Regions from separate parts of the Mus musculus genome. Here all the other regions are linked to region 3. Evidence: chromatin loops called from intact Hi-C (ENCODE). Cell type or tissue: gastrocnemius. All regions are shown on one strand.

What was found. A loop is a pair of places that touch in the nucleus more often than their neighbours do. Peaks named below come from ENCODE experiments on the same cell type or tissue, not always from the same donor. Only the 100,000 strongest peaks of a DNase experiment are listed, where the experiment ranks them.
Region 1: a loop joins it to region 3, with 7 times the contacts of the local background. A loop is called at or near these places in 14 of 42 quality-filtered maps.
Region 2: a loop joins it to region 3, with 2.3 times the contacts of the local background. A loop is called at or near these places in 7 of 42 quality-filtered maps.
Region 4: it touches region 3 in a loop (2.2-fold over the local background); 2 of 42 quality-filtered maps call a loop at or near these places.

The regions. Positions count from the first base shown.
Region 1 is chr14:77,054,337-77,059,336 of GRCm38, reverse strand. The region is part of intron 1 of Ccdc122 (coiled-coil domain containing 122); the gene reads right to left. Among named protein-coding and RNA genes, the nearest start is that of Ccdc122, 20 kb to the right of the region's middle. In gastrocnemius, no CTCF peak of the experiment used is centred here; a DNase peak (open chromatin) is centred at 2,744.
Region 2 is chr14:77,780,400-77,785,399 of GRCm38, reverse strand. Gm30467 (a long non-coding RNA gene) reads right to left here and starts at 4,328. Exons shown (of 4, transcript XR_383626.3): 1 at 4,247-4,328; 2 at 3,376-3,449. In gastrocnemius, a CTCF peak has its summit at 1,986 (motif pointing left); a DNase peak (open chromatin) is centred at 1,979.
Region 3 is chr14:77,926,316-77,931,315 of GRCm38, reverse strand. Epsti1 (epithelial stromal interaction 1 (breast)) reads right to left here. Exons shown (of 12, transcript NM_029495.2): 2 at 4,088-4,146; 3 at 2,486-2,569; 4 at 1-69. Among named protein-coding and RNA genes, the nearest start is that of Epsti1, 25 kb to the right of the region's middle. In gastrocnemius, CTCF peaks have their summits at 3,083 (motif pointing right) and 4,374; DNase peaks (open chromatin) are centred at 2,458, 3,090 and 4,382.
Region 4 is chr14:77,736,825-77,741,824 of GRCm38, reverse strand. No RefSeq gene overlaps it. Among named protein-coding and RNA genes, the nearest start is that of Gm30467, 42 kb to the left of the region's middle. In gastrocnemius, no CTCF peak of the experiment used is centred here; DNase peaks (open chromatin) are centred at 2,250, 2,856 and 3,575.

The DNA.
Region 1 (5,000 bases), 870 kb after region 3:
TGTGCCCTCTAGTGAGTCTGGCTAAGGATTTATCTATCTTGTTGATTTTCTCAAAGAACCAGCGCCTTGTTTGGTTGATTCTTTGAATAGTCCTTTTTGTTTACACTTGGTTGATTTCGCCCCTGAGTTTGATTATTTCCTGCCTTCTACTCCTCTTGGGTGAATTTTCTTCCTTTTGTTCTAGAGCTTTTAGGTATGTTGTCAACCTGCTAGTGTGTGCTGTCTCTAGTTTCTTTTTGGAGGCACTCAGAGCTATGAGTTTTCCTCTTAGAAATGCTTTCATTGTGTCCCATACGTTTGGGTATGTTGTGGCTTCATTTTCATTAAACTCTAAAAAGTCTTTAATTTGTTTCTCTATTCCTTCCTTGAACAAGGTATCATTGAGAAGAGTGTTGTTCAGTTTCCACGTGAATGTTGGCTTTCCATTATTTATGTTGTTATTGAAGATCAGCCTTAGGCCATGGTGATCTGATAGGATGCATGGGACAATTTCAATATTTTTGTATCTGTTGAGGCCTGTTTTGTGACCAGTTTTATGGTCAATTTTGGAGAAGGTACCATGAGGTGCTGAGAAGAAGGTATATCCTTTTGTTTTAGGATAAAATGTTCTGTAGGTATCTGTTAAATCCATTTGTTTCATAACTTCTGTTAGTTTCTCTGTGCCCCTGTTTAATTTCTGTTTCCAGGATCTGTTCATTGATGAAAGTGGTGTATTGAAGTCTCCCACTATTATTGTGTGAGGTGCAATGTGTGCTTTGAGCTTTACTAAAGTTTCTTTAATGAATGTAGCTGCCCTTGCATTTGGAGCATAGATATTCAGAATTGAGAGTTCCTCTTGGAAGATTTTACCTTTGATGAGTATGAAGTGTCCCTCCTTGTCTTTTTTGATAACTTTGGGTTGGAAGTCGGTTTTATTCGATATTAGAATGGCTACTCCAGGTTTTTTCTTCAGACAATTTTCTTGGAAAATTGTTTTCCAGCCTTTCATTCTGAGGTAGTGTCTGTCTTTTTCCTTGAGATGGGTTTCCTGTGAGCAGCAAAATGTTGGGTCCTGTTTGTGTAGGCAGTCTGTTAGTCTATGTCTTTTTATTGGGGAATTGAGTCCATTGATATTAAGAGATATTAAGGAAAAGTAATTGTTGCTTCCTATTATTTTTGTTGTTAGAGTTGGCATTCTGTTCTTGTGGCTGTCTTCTTTTAGGTTTGTTGAGGGATTACCGTCTTGCTTTTTCTAGGGTGTGGTTTCCGTCCTTGTATTGGTTTTTTTCTGTTATTATCCTTTGAAGGGCTGGATTTGTGGAAAGATAATGTGTGAATTTGGTTTTTGTCCTGGAATACTTTGGTTTCTCCATCTATGGTAATTGAAAGTTTGGCTGGGTATAGTAGCCTGGGTTGGAGTTTGTGTTCTCTTAGTGTCTGTATAACATCTGTCCAGGCTCTTCTGGCTTTCATATTCTCTGGTGAAAAGTCTGGTGTAATTCTGATAGGCCTGCATTTATATGTTACTTGACCTTTTTCCCTTACTGCTTTAAATATTCTATCTTTATTTAGTGCATTTGATGTTCTGATTATTATGTGTCTGGAGGAATTTCTTTTCTGGTCCAGTCTATTTGGAGTTCTGTAGGCTTCTTGTATGTTCATGGGCATCTCTTTCTTTAGGTTTGGGAAGTTTTCTTCTATAATTTTGTTGAAGATATTTGCTGGCCCTTTAAGTTGAAAATCTTCATTCTCATCTACTCCTATTTTCATCTACCTCCTATCCGTAGGTTTGGTCTTCTCATTGTTTCCTCCATTTCCTGGATGTTTTGAGTTAGGGTCTTTTTGCATTTTGCATTTTCTTTGATTGTTGTGCCAATGTTCTCTATGGAATCTTCTGCACCTGAGATTCTCTCTTCCATCTCTTGTATTCTGTTGCTGATGCTCGCATCTATGGTTCCAGATTTCTTTCCTAGGGTTTCTATCTCCAGCGTTGCCTCACTTTGGGTTTTCTTTATTGTGTCTACTTCCCTTTTTAGGTCTAGTATGGTTTTGTTCATTTCCATCATCTGTTTGGATGTGTTTTCCTGTTTTTCTTTAAGGACTTCTACCTGTTTGGTTGTGTTTTCCTGTTTTTCTTTAAGGACTTGTAACTCTTTAGCAGTGTTCTCCTGTATTTCTTTAATTGAGTTATTAAAGTCCTTCTTGATGTCCTCTACCATCATCATGAGATATGCTTTTAAATCCGGGTCTAGCTTTTCTGGTGTGTTGGGGTGCCCAGGACTGGCTGAGGTGGGAGTGCTATGTTCTGATGATGGTGAGTGGTCTTGGTTTCTGTTTGTAAGATTCTTACGTTTGCCTTTCACTATCTGGTAATCTCTGGAGTTAGTAGTTATAGTTGTCTCTGGTTAGAGCTTGTTCCTCTTGTGATTCTGTTAGCCTCTATAAGCAGACCTGGGAGACTAGCTCTCTCCTGAGTTTCAGTGGTCAGAGCAGGCAAGCTCTCCTCTTGCAGGGATGGTGGACAGATATCTGGACCTGCCTCCTGGCAGAAGATGAAGGCCCAAAACAGGGCCTGTCCCAGAAGGTGTTAGCTTCTGTAGTCCACACTCTCACCTGTGCAGACTAGTCTTGGAGGGATCCGGGAACCAAGATGAGTTCCCCTGGTGCTCTTGCAAAGCCCTCCCGGGTTGGGAAGACACCTCTCCTTTGGCAGGGAAGGTGCCCAGATGTCTGGAGCCTGAAACAGGATCTGCCTCACAAGCTGTCCTCTAGGGACCTTGGGGGTGTCCGCTGACTCTGTGCCCAAGGTGACCCGGTGCTGGCGCCGAGTGGAAGGAACTTGTCTTCCTCACTGTTATAGAGTGTCCTGTTACTCATCTTCACCTACCTCCTTTCTGGTCCTCCTGATACAGTATGCCCTCCAGTTCAATTCTTTAAGATCATCTAGTATGCAAAGAAATAGTGGTATGTAAAAACAAAGCAGGATTATTCAGTCTTCAAAAGAATGTGGTCATTTGCCACATTTATTTGTGAAGTTGAAGGGCATTGTGTTACAGACTATGAGCAATTGGAAGACAACTATTGTGTAACTTATAATTAGAACTTCTATCCAACTCACTGGATAGAAGACTAGTAATCACCAAGAATTGAAAGGCAGAAAAAGCTGGAGAGATATTGGCTAAATGACACAAAATCTCAGGTTCCCCCCAAAACAAAAACAAAACAAAACAAAAAAACCAAACCAAAACAAACAAACAAACAAAAAAACAAATCATCTTGTATGAGGCTGAGCGTTCCTAAATCTATATCTCTAACCTGAACATCCTTTTTTACCTACAGACTCAGATCAGATTCCCTACTTCATATCTCCACTTGAATTTTGAACAGGCATTACTATTTTTAAACTCCTCACCTCTTTGTCCTCTCCAGCATTGCATATCTCAATAAATTATAAGTTCATTGTTGTTATTCAGGACACAAATACTAGGTTATTATCTCAGAATTCTCCAAAAGATGGAGATCTCAGGGCAATTTAGATTTTTAAAGATAAAGTGAGTTCCTTGCCCCTTTGTCCTTAAAGGTACACCACAAGTAGAATGTCCAAGGCCAGAGCTCTCTTTGTCTCACTCAAGGGACAAACCAGATTCTGATTATTTTTCTTCCTTTAGATAATACAATTCTTTCTTTTAAACTTATTACTTGGAGTTGGAGATATAGCTCAGTGATTAAAAGCTCTGGCTGTTCTTCCAAAGGTTAGGCCCTGACTTCAATTCCCAGCAACCACATGGTAGCTCACAACCATCTATAATGGGATCCAATGCCCTCTTCTGGTTTATTTAAAGACAGATACAGTGTACTCATATACATAAAATAAATAAGTAAACTTTCTTAAAAACAAAACAAAAACAAAAAAACCTTACTGGTCACCTTTAAGTTATATTGGAATCCAATTTCCCTTAACTGTGTTAACAGGGAATCTTTCCTAACAGCTCTTCCTTAAGCATGGCCTTATTCTTTCATTTCTCTTTTCTTCTTCTGCTTCTGCTTCTTCCTGCTTCTTCCTGCTTCTTCCTTCTTCTTCTTCTTCTTCTTCTTCTTCTTCTTCTTCTTCTTCTTCTTCTTCTTCTTCTTCTTCTTCTTCTTCTTCATGGCCTTATTCTTTCATTTCTCTTTTCTTCTTCTGCTTCTGCTTCTTCCTGCTTCTTCCTGCTTCTTCCTTCTTCTTCTTCTTCTTCTTCTTCTTCTTCTTCTTCTTCTTCTTCTTCTTCTTCTTCTTCTTCTTCTTCCTCCTCCTCCTCCTCCTCCTCCTCCTCCTCCTCCTCCTCCTCCTTCTTCTCTCTCTCTCTCTCTCTCTCTCTCTCTCTCTCTTTCTCTCTCTCTCCCCCCCCCCATCCATACGTGTGCACATGTAGGTGGAGGCAAAGGCAGGCAGACCTTGAGTGAATGTCTTTCTCAATGACTTTCTATGTCTTTGTTTGTTTGGAAATAAACTCTCCCACTGAACCTAACTCACTGGTTAGGCTAGACTGGCTGGCCAGCATGTCCAGGGACCATCCTATCTCTGCCTTCCTAGTGGCATATTACAGGCATATACTACTCTGCTTGGCTTTCTTATGTGGGCTTTGGGGGAACTGACTTAAGTCTTCATGTATGCAAACACGTTACTGACTGAGCCATGTTTCCAACTCTATTGCTTTTAATAACATTGATCATCACTGGCATCTTTTATACCTGTTTTTATATCCTTCAGCCAATGCAAACTTTAAAAGCATAGATACCAAGAAATGCCTGGCACATAGTATGTGCAGACCCATAATCAATCAATCAGTTTGTCTGTCTGTCTATCTATATATCTCTACTTCACCATACTATGACATAATGTTTCTTGAGATAGTTCTGATCATGTCCACTGTGATGGTTTGTATATTCTTGGACCAGGGAATGGCACCATTTGGAGGTGTGACCTGGTTGGAGTAGGTGTGTCACTGTGGGTGTGGGCTTAATACTCTCACCCTAGGTGC
Region 2 (5,000 bases), 150 kb after region 3:
GCAGAGCCTCTCAGGAGACAGCTATAACAAACAGTCTTTTGTCAGCAAGTACTTGTTGGAATCCACAATAGTGTCTGGGTTTGGTAACTGTATATGGGATGGATCCCCAGGTGGGGCAGTCTCTGCATGGCCTTTTCTTCAGTCTCTACTCCACACTTTGTCTCTATATCTGCTCTCATGGGTATTTTATTCCCCCTTCTAAGAAGGACTAAAGCACCCACACTTTGGTCTTCCTTCTTCTTGAGCTTCATGTCATCTGTGAATTGTATCTTGGGTATTCTGAGCTTTGGGGCTAGTATCCACTTATCAGTGAGTGTATACCATGTGTGTTCTTTTGTGATTGGGTTACTTCACTCAGGATAATATTTTCTAGTTCCATCCATTTGCCTAAGAATTTCATGAAGTCATTGTTTTTAATAGCGGAATAGTATTCCATTGTGTAAATGTACCACATTTTCTGTATCCATTCCTCTGTTGAGGGACATCTGGGTTCTTTCTAGCTTCTGGCTATTATAAATATGGCTGCTATGAACATAGTAGAGTATGTGTCCTTCTTATATGTTGAGCATCTTTTGGGTGTGTGACCAGGAGTGGTCCAGCTGGGACTGCATCCTAGCATCAGGTGCTGTGTCCTGATGATTAAGGAGACAAGGTGACCCCCTTCGTGGAGCAGGCACTCTCTTTTGGACACTTGGATATTAAGTGGCATCTGCTGTCCACATCTCAGGCTGTGGTGGTTGTGAGGAGGGGAAGGTTGTCACTGAAACTATTCAAAGAAAAGAGAAAGGAGATGGGTACACTGTGAGGATCAGGTTCTCTTCAAAGAGAAAGAGGTGCTGAGATAGGCTTCTCTAAAGGAACAGAACTGGTATAATGGTATATATGCACGTGTGTATGCGTGTGTGTGTGTATATATATGTATATATGTATGTGTATAAATACATATATACATACACATATACAGATGTATATATACATGTGTGTATATATGTACTTATATGTATATATGTGTATATATTTATATATGCTGTAAGTCACTTTAAAAACTATATATACATATAATACATACATATATACACATACATATATACATATATACACACACATATATGTGTGTATATATATATATATACGTATATGTATGTGTATATATATGTGTGTGTATGTATGTATGTGTGTATATATGTGTGTGTATATGAGGGCAGGCAGACAAAAAGCAAAAGCTTCCTTGTCCCATGTTGTATACATATATACATATATACATTATATAGTTAGTGAGTGAGTGAGTGCTGGCATTCCAGAGGATTCCTAGAGAACTGCTGGTGTTCAGTCTCTTGTTAGAATCTCAAGGTTACAACACCAGGAAACAAGTGCTTCATCAGCAGGGTGGATGAACTTGCCAGTGAGGATGAGGGCAGGCAGACCACAAGCAAAAGCTTCCTTGTCCCATGTTGTTTTATGTGGTCTGCCACCAGAAGGTGTAGGCCAGATCTAGGGTAGGTCTTCCCACCTCAAATGATCCAATCAAGAAAATCCCTAGTGAGTATTTGAACATGACAAAAGGGCCACTCTGCTACCTGGGGCTGAGTGGTGCCAGCCAGGAGGCCCAGGCAGGGTACATGACACAGCAGAGCAGAATATTCCCTTGTGTGATTTTTACCTTCTGTAACGTCGTCTTCTTGTTACTCTCTCTCTCTCTCTTTATATAATAGGGCCTAAAATTTAGAAAGGTATTGAGGGGAACTTGGCTCAACCCCCAACCCTATGTGGAAATCTCTATAGAATCTGCAGTAGGTGGGCATTCTTTGTGGCATTGTCTTTCTTATCCATTAGTTTACTTAGTAATTAGTTTATAGAACATTATTAAACTTTTTTTTTCAAATTCTAGGGAAACAGCTGTCTTTACTTTGTAGGTTTGTATGTGTGCATGTATGTGGGTATATGTCACACCATCCAACAGAGGTTGGAGCCCTGGACTGCCCCCTAGTGGTTCCAACTATGAATGGGGCAGGACAGGGAAAGTAGCAACAGCTCAGGCAAGCATACTGATGTGATTTAGGCCAGAGAAAGGGGAAAGAAGACATTATGGTTAGAAGAAATCCCCTGGCTTGAGAAGAGCCTTTAGTGTTATTTCAGTATAATGGCAATGAGAGTCTGTCTGTACAAGAAAGCCAAATGCATTATTATTATTCTAGAAATAACCCAAATCAAACACACAAACACAATGGGCATCTAGGGGCCTGGGTTATGTAGTCTCTTCCCTTTTGCTATTTCTGTGTTATAGTGTGAGTAAGCACCTTCCATATCATGTGTAAATGTAACTTTTATTCTCTTGATGTGATCATTGCTTCCATCTGCTAACCTAGGCCTAGTCCTGGAAGCTTCTAGACTCCATACAATCTAATCTAGGCTTAGAATCTTTTCAGCCTCTGAGACTTCTTGCTGAATTAACCTTACCCTTTCTTGTTCTTTCTGTGCTCTAGTTGGCTGGTTAACTAAGCTATTCTGGTTCAAAGCTCCTCTCCATGAAAACTGATTCAATCTGTCCCCCCTCTCTCTGTCGCTGTCTCTGTCTCCCCCCCCCCCCCCCCCCCCGTCTCTCCTAAGTTGCTCTACTTGGCCTCATGCTAACTTTGGCAATCTCTTATAATCCTCTAGCTCCTTCTCATTCTCTGACTCATTCTTTCTTCAACCTGTCCCTGTAAAACTCTCAAGGTAAAAACTGCCTCCTCTCTCTCTCCCTCTCCCTTTTCTCTCTTTGCACTGCTTTCTTAAGTAACTTCCTTTTCCTCTCTGTTCTTGTGAGACTTGGGTATATCCTATTCTGTCAGATCTTTCTCTGATTCATCACTTTGTCTTCCACTCAATTAGGTATCACTTTCAAACATGGCTGCTTCCTTCTACAAACTAGTTCTACCTTCATTGTTTGGGATTAAAGGTGAGTTCTAAGGACATGTCTGCATTACAGCCACAGGAATCAAAAGTATGTACAAAGGGCTGAGCCTCACCACAACGAGAAACAGTTTTTTTTTTTTTTTTCAGCAAATACAATCTCAGGGTTTACCTGTGATCAAATATCCTGCCACAGCCATGCCATGCTTTCACCTTATATTCTGTGTATAGCTGTGCATTGTTTAGCCAGCTCCTTCCTACTTCCTCTTGCCCCCTGCCACCTCCTGTCAATCTGGCATGATCACTTCCTAATCTACCTAGATTTTGACCTGCTCAAAACATTTCTCCCAGTACATTTGGATGGGATGATATAATTATGTTATGTGTTCTAGGAGTCATCATGGTGTGGCTGCACTGTCAGTCTTCAGCTTTCTGTAGATAATGTGTTAATGGCACTCTGTCAAGCCACAAACCCCCACTTACCAGGCCTCTCTCAGTAAGCACATACATTTGTGTTTCGTGCAGGTGAGGATAGGTCCAAGCCAGCGGTTCTCAATCTAAGAAAATACAGATATTTACATTATGATTCATAACAGTAGCAAAATTACAGTTAGGAAGTAGCAACAAGAATAATCTTATTGTTGGGCGTTATCACAATATGAGGAACTGTAATAAAGGACCTCAACATTAGGAAGGTTGAGGACCACTGGGCTAAACAGTCCCTTTACATCAGCCTTGGCTGGCAACTCTGGCTCTACTGACTTACTACAGTCAAGACCCAGGACCAGTATTGGACCAGGATGGCCCATAGCAGAACTGCCAGCCTCATCTTCTATGACAAATGCTTCAGACCAGGGGTCCCATTCTGGAAAGCCAGTTTTATTTACAAGCCATCATTTCTAGCCCATCTGCTCTCTGCAGACCCTGACACAGCGGAGATGTAGTGATGCAGAGCTGATGTCCTTGGAGAGCTGCAGTAGGGCTTGGAGATGAAAAACACACGCGATGGGATTCTGGAGAAATCTCCATGACTGTGTTGAAAAAGACAGTCAAGAATTCTGATATTTATAGAACCAGAGTCTATCCGATTAGACCTGTTTATTAAAGCCGGTCATTCTTCTCTGTAACACATGTACATACACACATACACATGTTTACATCTGTTGGGGGCATGTGTGTACACATATGGAAGTCTGGGTCTTCCTTATTCACTCTCCACATTATTCATTGAGGCAAAGCTCTCAGTTAAACCCAGAGCTTCCCAAGTAGTGCTAGGCTAGCTTGCCAGCTTGCCCTGGGGGTCAACTTGATCCACCTTCCCAATGCTGGAGTTAGAAGGGGTTGCCATGCTTACCCAGCATTTTTATGGTGCTAGGTCTTGCAGGCCCGGACTGGCCAGCAGTAACGACGCTGCAACAGGATCCTTCTGCACACGTTTATTGGGAGAGCTTGATTGCAGAGACGAAGAGACCCCGAGCCCAGAACTGGTGCTGCTTATATAGGCCTAGGAGAGGTGTGTCTCACACCCGGATTGGTTATGCACTACACCTCATTTGCATGTTCCTCATCTGATTGGCTACTCTCTCTCTCTCTCTCTGTACCTCACAGAGCCTCATTATCATACCTCATTTGCATGTCTCACATCTGATTGGTTATACTCTCAAAGCCTCATTATCATGCCTGGGCCAGGCAGTGTCTTTGCAAAAAACTTTACTGCATATGTACACATTGGTTGTTTGTCCAAACTTATGAATGGTGGCCAGCAGTAGTCAGTGCCACTCTGCAACGGCACATGTGGCTTCCCAAAGCTAGGGATTTAAACACTGGTCCTGGTCCTCATGCTTGAGGGGCCAGGGCTTATCCACTGAGCCAGGCAACCATCTCCCCAGCCCCTACTCCTCCTTCCTTCCTTCCTTCCTTCCTTCCTTCCTTCCTTCCTTCCTTCCTCTCTCCCTCCCTCCCTCCCTCTCTCCCTCCTTCCCTCTCCCCTCCCTCACTCCCTCACTCCCTTCCTTCCTTCCTTCCTTCCTTCCTTCCTTCCTTCCTTCCTTCCTTTCTCTCTCCCTCCCTCCCTCCTTCCTTCCTTCCTTCCTTCCTTTCTCCCTCCC
Region 3 (5,000 bases):
GCTGGTATTTAGAACGCATCTGTTGCAGCTGTTGTTTCTGTCTGACTTCAGCCTCAGACTGGCTTCCACCTGGTGAAAATAAATAATAAATAAATAAATAAGTAAATAAGCCACAAAGGTAAAACAGAAATATTAAGCTGCAAGGCCAGCTGTTGAGTACTAGTTAACTAGTTAACTGCATGGGAACCCAGCAGTGTGACTTGAGTTTTTTATACACCTGGACATTGGAATATAGCCGGTCATCTTCAAAAGTTGTCTAAGAGTGGTGGTCACTTTAAAAGCTAACTGATGGGTGGGAAGATGAAACTTTGTTCTTTAAAGACACTAGGGCTTTCCATCATAAACATTAAAGTCTTCACCTAGCTTGAAACCATGCCTGAAGGACCACACTAGACATTAAGCGATTCTGTCTTGGCTAAGAATTCTGGAACATTCCTCCTGCATAAGAAAGAACCTTTCAGATTTTCGGCACAGCAGATGTACGTAATCTTTATTACCCACTCATTTCCCCCAATATTTTTAGTAGTTCTTTGAGCGTTTTGTACAGTGTGTTGATCATATTCATCTCCCTTCCCCCAACTCCTCTCAGATCCATCCCCTCTTCCCTACCTGCCCAACTGTGCATCCTGCTTATTTTTTAAATTCTTCAAGACCAATTGTGCTGCCCAAACATTCTTGTTTGTGTGGTCTTCCCCTGGAGAACAGTCAATTTATCAGTGACTACATGCTCAGAGAAAACTCTAAGTTTCCCACAAGTCTGTGGCCGATGGGTCCTCAGAAGGGTTGGGGGTGGCACAGAATTGGGTTAAAGGCTAGCCTGGCTAGTGAGACCTTCACTCTGAAAAGAAAGTGGCTGTCTCATGGATGGTTTGTCTTCCTGAGTCAGAAGAGAAGGGATACACTGCTGCTGTTGACTGCAGTTCTAACAAGGATCTCATGAAAGAATATACATCTAAAGTCATCCTGGAGGTGACCAATTCTGGCCAGTACCTAGGACTGATCGCTAGTCACTGGGATGAAACTGTCTCAAAACACAAAGAGGAAAAAAATCTCTTACTTTGGGCTGGTGAGATGGCTCAGTGGGTAAGAGCACCCGACTGCTCTTCCAGAGGTCCGGAGTTCAAATCCCAGCAACCACATGGTGGCTCACAACCATCTGTAACAAGATCTGATGCCCTCTTCTGGAGTGTCTGAAGTGTACTTACATATAATAAATAAATAAATCTTTAAAAAAAAAATCTCTTACTTTACCTCAAAACCATGTGGAAGGTGAAACACTTGAGAGGACCTATTAAAGAGAAGAGGTTTGGGGGCTAGAGATGGCTCAGCGGTTAAGAGTACTGACTGTTCTTTCAGAGATCCTGAATTCAATTCCCAGCAACCACATTGTGGCTCACAACTATCTGTAATGGGATCCAATGCCCTCTTCTGGTGTGTCTGAAGACAGGGACAGTGCACTCACATACATAAAATAAATAAATCTTTAAAAAAATGATAAAAGATTTTTTAAAAAGAAGAAGGAGGAGGAAGAGAAGAGGAGGAGGAGAAGAGGAGGAGGAGAAGAGGAGGAGGAGGAGGAGGAAGAGGAGGAGGAGGAGGAGGAGGAGGAGGAGGACGTTTAGACTATATTCCTCAAGTCTCAAATTCCTCAAGTTTATTTGGCTAAAGGTGAAATGTGTGGAGTTACATATATAGTTCTATATCTTTCATTCATTAAGAGATTTCCAAATTAGTTTCTTCCCTTGCCCACCCCCTCCACCTTTATCTCTAAGACTATTGTGGTGGTATGTGGCTTCTAACCCAAGGCATCTTTGTGGTAACTGGAACTGTGCCAAGCCTCTATGTGTTAAGCTGCAGCTGACTCTGAAGTCAAGATAGGACGTAAATGACTCCCACTGAGGGATGGGGGTATGGGTATCCCCTCTAAAGGCCTGAAACCCCACACAGGAGACCCAGACATTCCATCACCCTGGCAGCACCTGCTCTGCCAACTCAAATGTCCCCCAGCCCTAGCATGAAAACCCAGGAGACATCCATCTTTATACCCACTGCTGGGTCCCCAGCTTACTCCCATTCTATGTTCCCAATGGACTCTCCGTTCAGTTTTGTCACATTAGCATCTAACTGCCAGGATGGATATGCTGTGGTGGCTTTCCCTTGCATCCTGGAAGTGCTGTGACTGGGCATATGCAGCGCCCCAGGTAAGCTCTCTTCAGAGCTGATCATCTAAGAGGCTCTAAATTATTTGCCAATTAAGCCATCACTTTATTCCCACACAACTGTGGCAGATGCATTTGCTCCTTACATAAAACCAGAGACAGCAATCTACCTGCACATTTGAATGTTTCCTATCAGATGAATTCCGTCTCCGGCAGAAATACCATAGAGCAAGCCTTCGCATGTGAAGGAAAGCAGACCCAGCCTGTCTCAGTAGGATCTGCCAGTGACCCTGCCTACCCGCTCTGGCTTTCCATCTGCCACTCACCCAGCCGTTGTGGCACCAAGTAGACTGGTTTTGCCCTGTTCTGTTGCTTCCATCTCTCCAGGTCTGCCAGTTCTTGCTCAGCAACTAACCAGGAGAGAAATAGCAAGTTGTTGATTGTTTGAAAAGAAACCTGGTCATTGCAGCATCAAAACACACAGCAGACAGCAGATAGTGAGTTTTCCGGAATGAGACAGAAAAAAATGACCATGAAAAGCTGATACCTCCCAGCCCTCCCGGACCCCCAAGTCATGCAGGGCCCACCCCTGGCAGCTCCTAAGTGTCCTCACAGAAGGTACAAATTTGAACAACAGCTAAACTCCTACTAACACAAAGAAATATAGTTTTCCCTCCAACACTGACATTCTTAAAACCTCATGAATTATTTCGAAAGGTTTTCTATAACAAATGTGTACAAAAACTAGAATATTCATATGTCAATAAGATCCGGGTAAATATACATCCCCAAAGAATTGTGATGCCTATATTTGCTTTATTTTTAACATTTCTCAAGCTGGCTGTTATCTCTGAGGAGGGAGGCTCTGCCCTGTGCGTTGGCACCCTGCTTTGGGTCTTGGTATTCTTTATTGTCCAAATATTCAGACAGCAGGGGGCGCCTGGGAGACTTAGTTCTGTTGCTATATAACCTAATCTCCCGGTTTAGTTCCCCTTAGAAACTTGAACTCGAAGCCTGTAAGATGTTGGAACCTTGGGGTTCTGTTGGCTAAATGTCTGCAGTCCCCACAATCACTGAAGACCACTGTCATATGCTATACTGACTCACCGGACCACCCTGATTGATTCTTGTCCATGTGGTCTCTTCGGATAACTACTTTCCTGGCTGGGCCGTTATGGCCTTATTGGTTACTGAATTCCTTACCAATACCCTAAGAAGGGAGAGCACAGAATCCTGGAGCTGGAAACATGGCTGACGTGGGCAGTCACACAGTGTCCTGGTGAACCATGTGAACATTATCTCCCCTTGCAACTACAAATAGTGCGACAGTGTCAGAGGGCAGCATTTGTTAGTTCTGTGCCTCAGTTAAACCTGCTACTCATGCTCTAAGTACAAGGAGTACAGCCAAAGATTGGGGGGGGGGGGAGTGATTATACACACTGTATAAGGTAAGATTGTAGAGGGCAGATTGACAGATACAGAAGGATAAGAATACAGAGGCAGAAAAAGTCTATTAAGGAGGGATGGAACATATATTTTAAAAAAAGGTACAAATTCCCTCATAATCTTTTTGACATATAGCATGTCGTTTCAAAGGTATTCACAGCACCATTAAAATATCACCACCAACTTATTTAGTATATCAGGGACAAGATCCAAACAATAACAATAGGTGTGAAGTTGTTTAAACCCAAGAAAAATCCAAAGCTCATAGTCACTCATTACCATGAGCTCTGTTACTAATGTAGAGAAACGAATTTAGAAGTGCTAACAATAGAATAATTTTTACAAGTGCAATTAAAACTCTAAGTTTTTTTTAAGACCTTGGTAAGATTCTGTGAGTCTCTATAAATAAGAAAATAAAAATACTTTAAAAAATTATAAAGAGGAGAAGCATTCTGAGTGTCGGGTGAAAGTGCGTGCCATACTTCTCTGTATCTTCTGCCTTCTGCTCTCGTTTGGTGCTATCAGGGTGTATGTGCCTGCGCTGGAAAGAAGGGAAAACAGTGGTTATCATCATGACAGCTTCCTAAGGAATCTAAACCACCAGACCATCTTCCTTCTGATACCATTAGAAGACAGCCTTTAAGACCTTGCTCTGTTCTCTGCTACCTTCCAATCTAGTTGAAAGACACAAAGCAATGGGCCAGAGGACTAGTTCCTGCTGGTCTCCATCACCACTGGTTTGGGGGAGACTGCCCTTGTAGGGCGTCTCTCCTCTAGGTGGTGCTTGTGAGTCAATCCCAGTAAGGCTCATTTTCTCTTGTAGGCCCACCTTAGGAGAAAAAGAAACCCTGGGGCATCTGGTGTGTTTTCTGTTCATACAAACAAGAGTCCAAGTTATTCGCCATGCAGCCACGTCTTCTTTGTGACCCATATGACTAGCCTACTAGTCTTATAAGCCTTGATTCCCTCCCCTATATCCTGGGGACACAGGCTGAACATTATTTAAATCAGGAGCCCAGGGAAGTGAACATGGGAATCAAGGAAGAATTTCTTTCTGTCAGTTTTATCTTTGTTCTTTCTTTAGCAGGTGCAGTCCAAACATATGTGTGTATACTTGTGTGCACTTGTCTGTGTGTGAGTGTGTAAGGAGCTGAGGTCGACACTGTGCACCTTCTGTTTCTGGACACATTATTATTATTATCATTATTATTGAGATGGGATGTCTCTCTGAAGCTGGAGTCCTATTTTGACTAGACTGGCTGACCAGAGGGCCCCCATCTTTGCTCCTTCCACATCCCTCTCTTGCATCTCTGGGGTTAGAGACATACCAGTCCATACTGGACTTTTTCCCTGGCTGCTGGGACTCCAAAGTCAGGTTTTCATGTGTGCACAGCA
Region 4 (5,000 bases), 190 kb after region 3:
TAGATGCATTAGCATGTGGTCTCCCAGATCTTCATCCAGTTTAGTTGTGGAGCCTCCTGAGAGTCAGTCCTCATACAGATTAACTCACTTAAAGTCAGCTGAATACTCACACATGTCATCTGGCCTGGCTTCACCATCATGGCCAAGCATGGTAGGCTGATGGGAAAAGAGTCTAAGGCCTTTTCTTTTCTCTCTCTCTCTCTCTCTCTCTCTCTCTCTCTCTCTCTCTCTCTCTCTCTCTTTCTTTCTTTCTTTTTTAGTTTTCTTCTCCCTCTTGCCCCTTCCTCTGTTGCTACCTCAAGGTTTCTTTTTCTAATGATGACTCCTTCACTCCTTTGTCCTCCTTGGCCCTTGATTTGTCCATTTCCCACTTCTCTCTTCCCTCCCTCCCTTCTGTGATCAAGGATGTCTGGGTTGTTAGTTGCACACAGACACCTTGCCCAGAGGCCCATGAGAGCAGAAGTCCAGCCTGAACTGTGATAGGAGCTGTGTGCACTGCTGTGGGGTTTCATCTTTCCAGAGGAAGCATCTTTTTCTAACTCACACAAAAACCTTTTAGGGGCATCCTTGCTCCCTAAAATTCAGTTCTCAGGATGAACAATCATTTTTAATTTTTTTCTTGTGTTTCTTCTGAAACTCTGTTGGAACCCCCTTTGCATACTGACCAGTCTGGGCAGGCTAGAATCACACAGGCAACAATATCAGGAGCACGACATTTTAAAAAGGAGTGCTGTGGGATTCTATGGTTCTTGTTTCTGCTGATTGTTTTCTTCGCTCATGCCTCTTTTGAATAGGAACGCTAACCTTTCAGCCATTGCTCTTGGATGTTTAACTCGAATGTTCTCAGTTGTCTTAAACAACTAAATTCCCCAAAGTTTGTTGATCCACCAGTAGCGAACACAATGTTTACCTAACAGTGGTGTTTGTCCAGTAATCTCTGTTTGGGAATACTGAAGGAAAAGAACTCTGCATCTGCCAGCTGTCTGATAGTCAGAGAATAATAGACTGGGATGTTCAAGTTCTAGAAATGCTTTTGAAATTGGGGAGCATTTCTGATTTTCCACTACATTGGTGGCACCTCACTTTTAGCATACAATATTATTATATAACATAGTATAATATATATTATGTTATATACTATATTATATTCTAAATTATATGTTATGTGTTATATGTTATATATTATATTATATATTAATTTATTATGTGCCAAAGTGAGTTGCCATATATGTATATTTTTTTAAAGATGAACTTTAAGAGTATCAAATCCCTAAGTAGATAGGTAAGTGAATAAGGCTATTCAGGGAATTCTACTTAGTATTAAAAGTAGCCATTGCATCAGTTCAAAATAAGCACTAACTGTTGGATATTCAGCTTACCCAGGTTGCAGATATGCCTGTGAGCTACAAGAAACAGGAACACTCACTCCCAAGGATAACCAAGCCACAAAGCATGAAGAACAACAGGGAACTAGAGAAGCTGGAAAGCAGAACAGTACCAGGAAAAGAGGTCTGGTGATCGGAAGGTAGAAGGGATAGTTTGTCCCCTGCTGCTTTAGCATCTTAGTAGCAGAGCCTTCTGTCTGCCTCTCTGATTGCTTGGCTGACATATACTCTCCTCCCATCTCATACCTCTGCATGGTGCCTGGTCATAGGGATCCTCTCAGTGTAGATAACTCTGGTGGTTTTCTCTGTGACTTTCAAGCAGGCTAAGACTGGATAGGCTGACTATGTCTAGCAGTGGCCTCTCACCAATGGCTGAGTCCTAGTGACATCAGGCTCAGAGTCCTCTCAATAGTCAGCTCCTCAGATTGGGACCAAAAGGAACAGGCATTTGAGACTTGCTAGAAGTGGTCAGAATCCATGATTTACTCTCTTTCTGTCTTTTAAATATCAAATTGGAGTTGTTAAGTGGAAGCCAGAGGTTAACATTAGGCATCTTCCTCAATCAGTCTCTACCTTATGTTTTGAGATAGTCTCTCACTGAATCTTGAACTCAGCAATTTGTCTTGTGTGACAGAAACCCTTCTGTCTCCGTACCACTGGGATTATAGGTATGTAGTGCAGTGCTCCACTTTTGGTCTGTTGGTGCTAGGCATTGAACTCAGGTCTTCAGACTTGCACAGCAAGCACTTTACCTAGCCCAGGGAATAAGAGCTCTATGCTTCAAACAAATATGTCATGACTCTGAAACACATGACAGAAAAGGGAAGGGACCAGATGGGCTAGTGAGAGGGCATGTCAACATGGCACTCACCCAATTCCTGGGTGCTGGACTCAGCTGTGATTCTTTCAGTGTCATTGACTCATTGAGAAGTCATTAGAGATTGTTGAAAAGTACCAAATAATGTGCCACACTGAGTGGTTTTTGTTTTTATTTAAATCAAAGTTTTGGATGTTTTAGAGAAAATGTCAAGGAAACAGCCAGTAGAGATGGGCTGAAATCCCTTGATGCTATGAAAGAAGAACCTTGTAAAACTGTGCAGTCCTGGTGGGCTGTCTGATAATTGCAGAGACATGGAAGAGATAATAAGTAAGGCTGTCAAATGTGAGATTTGATGAGGATCGTCACCCTCTCTGTAGGATTGTGTCACAGTTACCAAGTGCCTCACACCTGTGCTGGGTGCCATCGGCTCCATGGTGAGCTCCTTTCTACACGCTTACACAATTTCAAAGGCAGTGACCAGAAGGGAAGGCTCGCCCTTTCTCCCGCCTACCCACAGCTGGCTCATTCTCTGCCAACATGAAGAACCAACGAGTTGAATCTGTTTTGAGCATGTCACCATGAGTTCAGATTCTGATTCCATTGTGGGGACTTGGCAAGCCCTAGTGTCCTGCCTGAGTATTGGCAGGAGTGGAGGAGCAAGCAGAGGATATCCAGGTCACTGTCCTTGTCTCCCTTGGTCTGTCCCTTTAAGCAAGGACTCTGTCACTGATGTCATCAATCTTGCACATTTCATAAACTGTAAATTCATTTTAAAATCTGCTGCTGAGCCGCCAGCTGTCTCCATGTTTGTCAGTCTGCTGTTAGGACTGTGCCACTGTACAGTGAGGCTGTCTTTCTCTAATGACTTCTTGATCTGATGGCGAATACATTGAATGTGGCGACAAGAGCCACCGGCATTTATACTCACTAGGCTGGCGTCAGAGCCTGGAATTGAAATCTTGTTTTTGACCTAGGGTGATGATATTGATGGTTTCTATATTTTGCTCTGCTTGATTTATAGACTCTGAAATTACAGAACTTTCCGACATCCTGATTTATTACATAGTAGGTCGGAAGAGGGCAGGGCAGCTCTTTAAAACTATTTAGGTGTTGCTGATGAGTAAATTGAGGCACAGAATAAGTGCTGAAGGTCAGATAGCAAAGAGTAGTGATAAAAGGACTTATAGAGCCATGGTGTCTCTCTTCAGGGACCGAGTCATCTTTATCCTTTTTTGGGGGTGGAGGCAGGGTCTCTTAAATCTCAGGCTGCCCTTGAACTTGCTATGTAGCTAAGAATGACGTTGGGTTCCTTATATTCTTGCCTCTACCTTCTGAGAGCTGGAATTGCTAGTATGTGGCACCGTGCCCAGCTTGTGGGGACCCAATCCAAGACTCTGTCCAGGGGACTGAGCCCAAGACTCTGTCCATGCTGGGAGAGCACTTAACTGGGTTATATTGCTAACCCTCAAATATCTTTTTATATCTTGTAATCATTCCACAAGCTGTCTACACACAAGGCCCTTTCTCTCCAAAGGCTAGAGGCATAGCAGAAGGAACCATAGCCAGCTCTGAGCCGAGTCAAAAGAAGAGACTGTCTCTTGGACCCCATGCCAGATTTTAATACAAAACGTCTTCCAGTGTGAACCTCTTCCAACTATTAGGAGGGAGACAAGGTAAAACCAAAAGGTTCAATCACACAAAACCTCTGCAAGTAAGCCAGGGATGCAGACATCACCCCAAAGAAACCATAGGCAAAACAAATGACTTCTTCAAAGGAAGCCATCACCATGTGCTTGTATCTGGATGCAGCTATTTGTAAGAATTCAAATCATGCTTTCTTGTGTCAGTGAATACCTGAACACCATTTTAGATGGTAGGTGGTAGATGGGTAGTCTGGGTAGAAAGGAAACATGGAGATCTCCCCCCCCCCAACCCCCACATAAAGAGTTTGCTCTAATTTGCAGGTAGATAGTGTCCAGAGTCAGGTTATCCCGCCTTTATCATTCACCCCTTTCTTCCTTCGAGGAATGAGCTCATCTGTAAGGTTTTTCTCATTCTCTGTGGTTCTGCCGCTGCTTTGTTCTTGTTCTGGTGGGTTGAGTACCACACTTCCTTCTTATTGGTAGAGAAAGGGACCAGTGGATGCTTAGCATGATGTACGCCTTGTTCTTATCCTCTGGGTGATGACTAAATTGCTTTAAGTGTCCTTCTTTTGTGTAGAGGCTACAGTGTTTTTGCTGTCTCCCTGACTGTTCTCTGCCTCCTAGGCTTCTTCTGAATAGCAAGGACTATAGGCAGACTCCCCTATACCTGGCTACATGATGGTTCATTTTTTGTAGCAACTTCATGGTAGGCAGTGACACCCTGGTGTGTGGTCAAATACTAGTCTAGATGTGGCTGTTTACATATTTTAAAAGAGTTTATTCAGCATTAAAAAAAGAAGATTGGACAAAGTAGATCACCCTGCATAATGCAAATGGGCCACCATACAATCTGTTGAAGGGCTCCAGAACAAAGTGACATTTCCCAAAGGATGTGCAATTTGACTTCAGGATCAACACATCAGTTCTAGCTTGCTCTTCTTCCTTGATTCCTCAAGGGCAGCATCAACTCTTCCTCAAATTTCCAGCCCGCTGATCTGTCCGACAAATTCCAGTCTTGTCAGCCCTGATAATGCCATGAGCCATACTTTAGAATGTCTGTCAATTTTTTTATCATCTATATAATAGTATTCAGACATCCAATTGTTCTTTTTTCCCCAGGGAACCCTGACTCATACATTTGTTAATTATAAA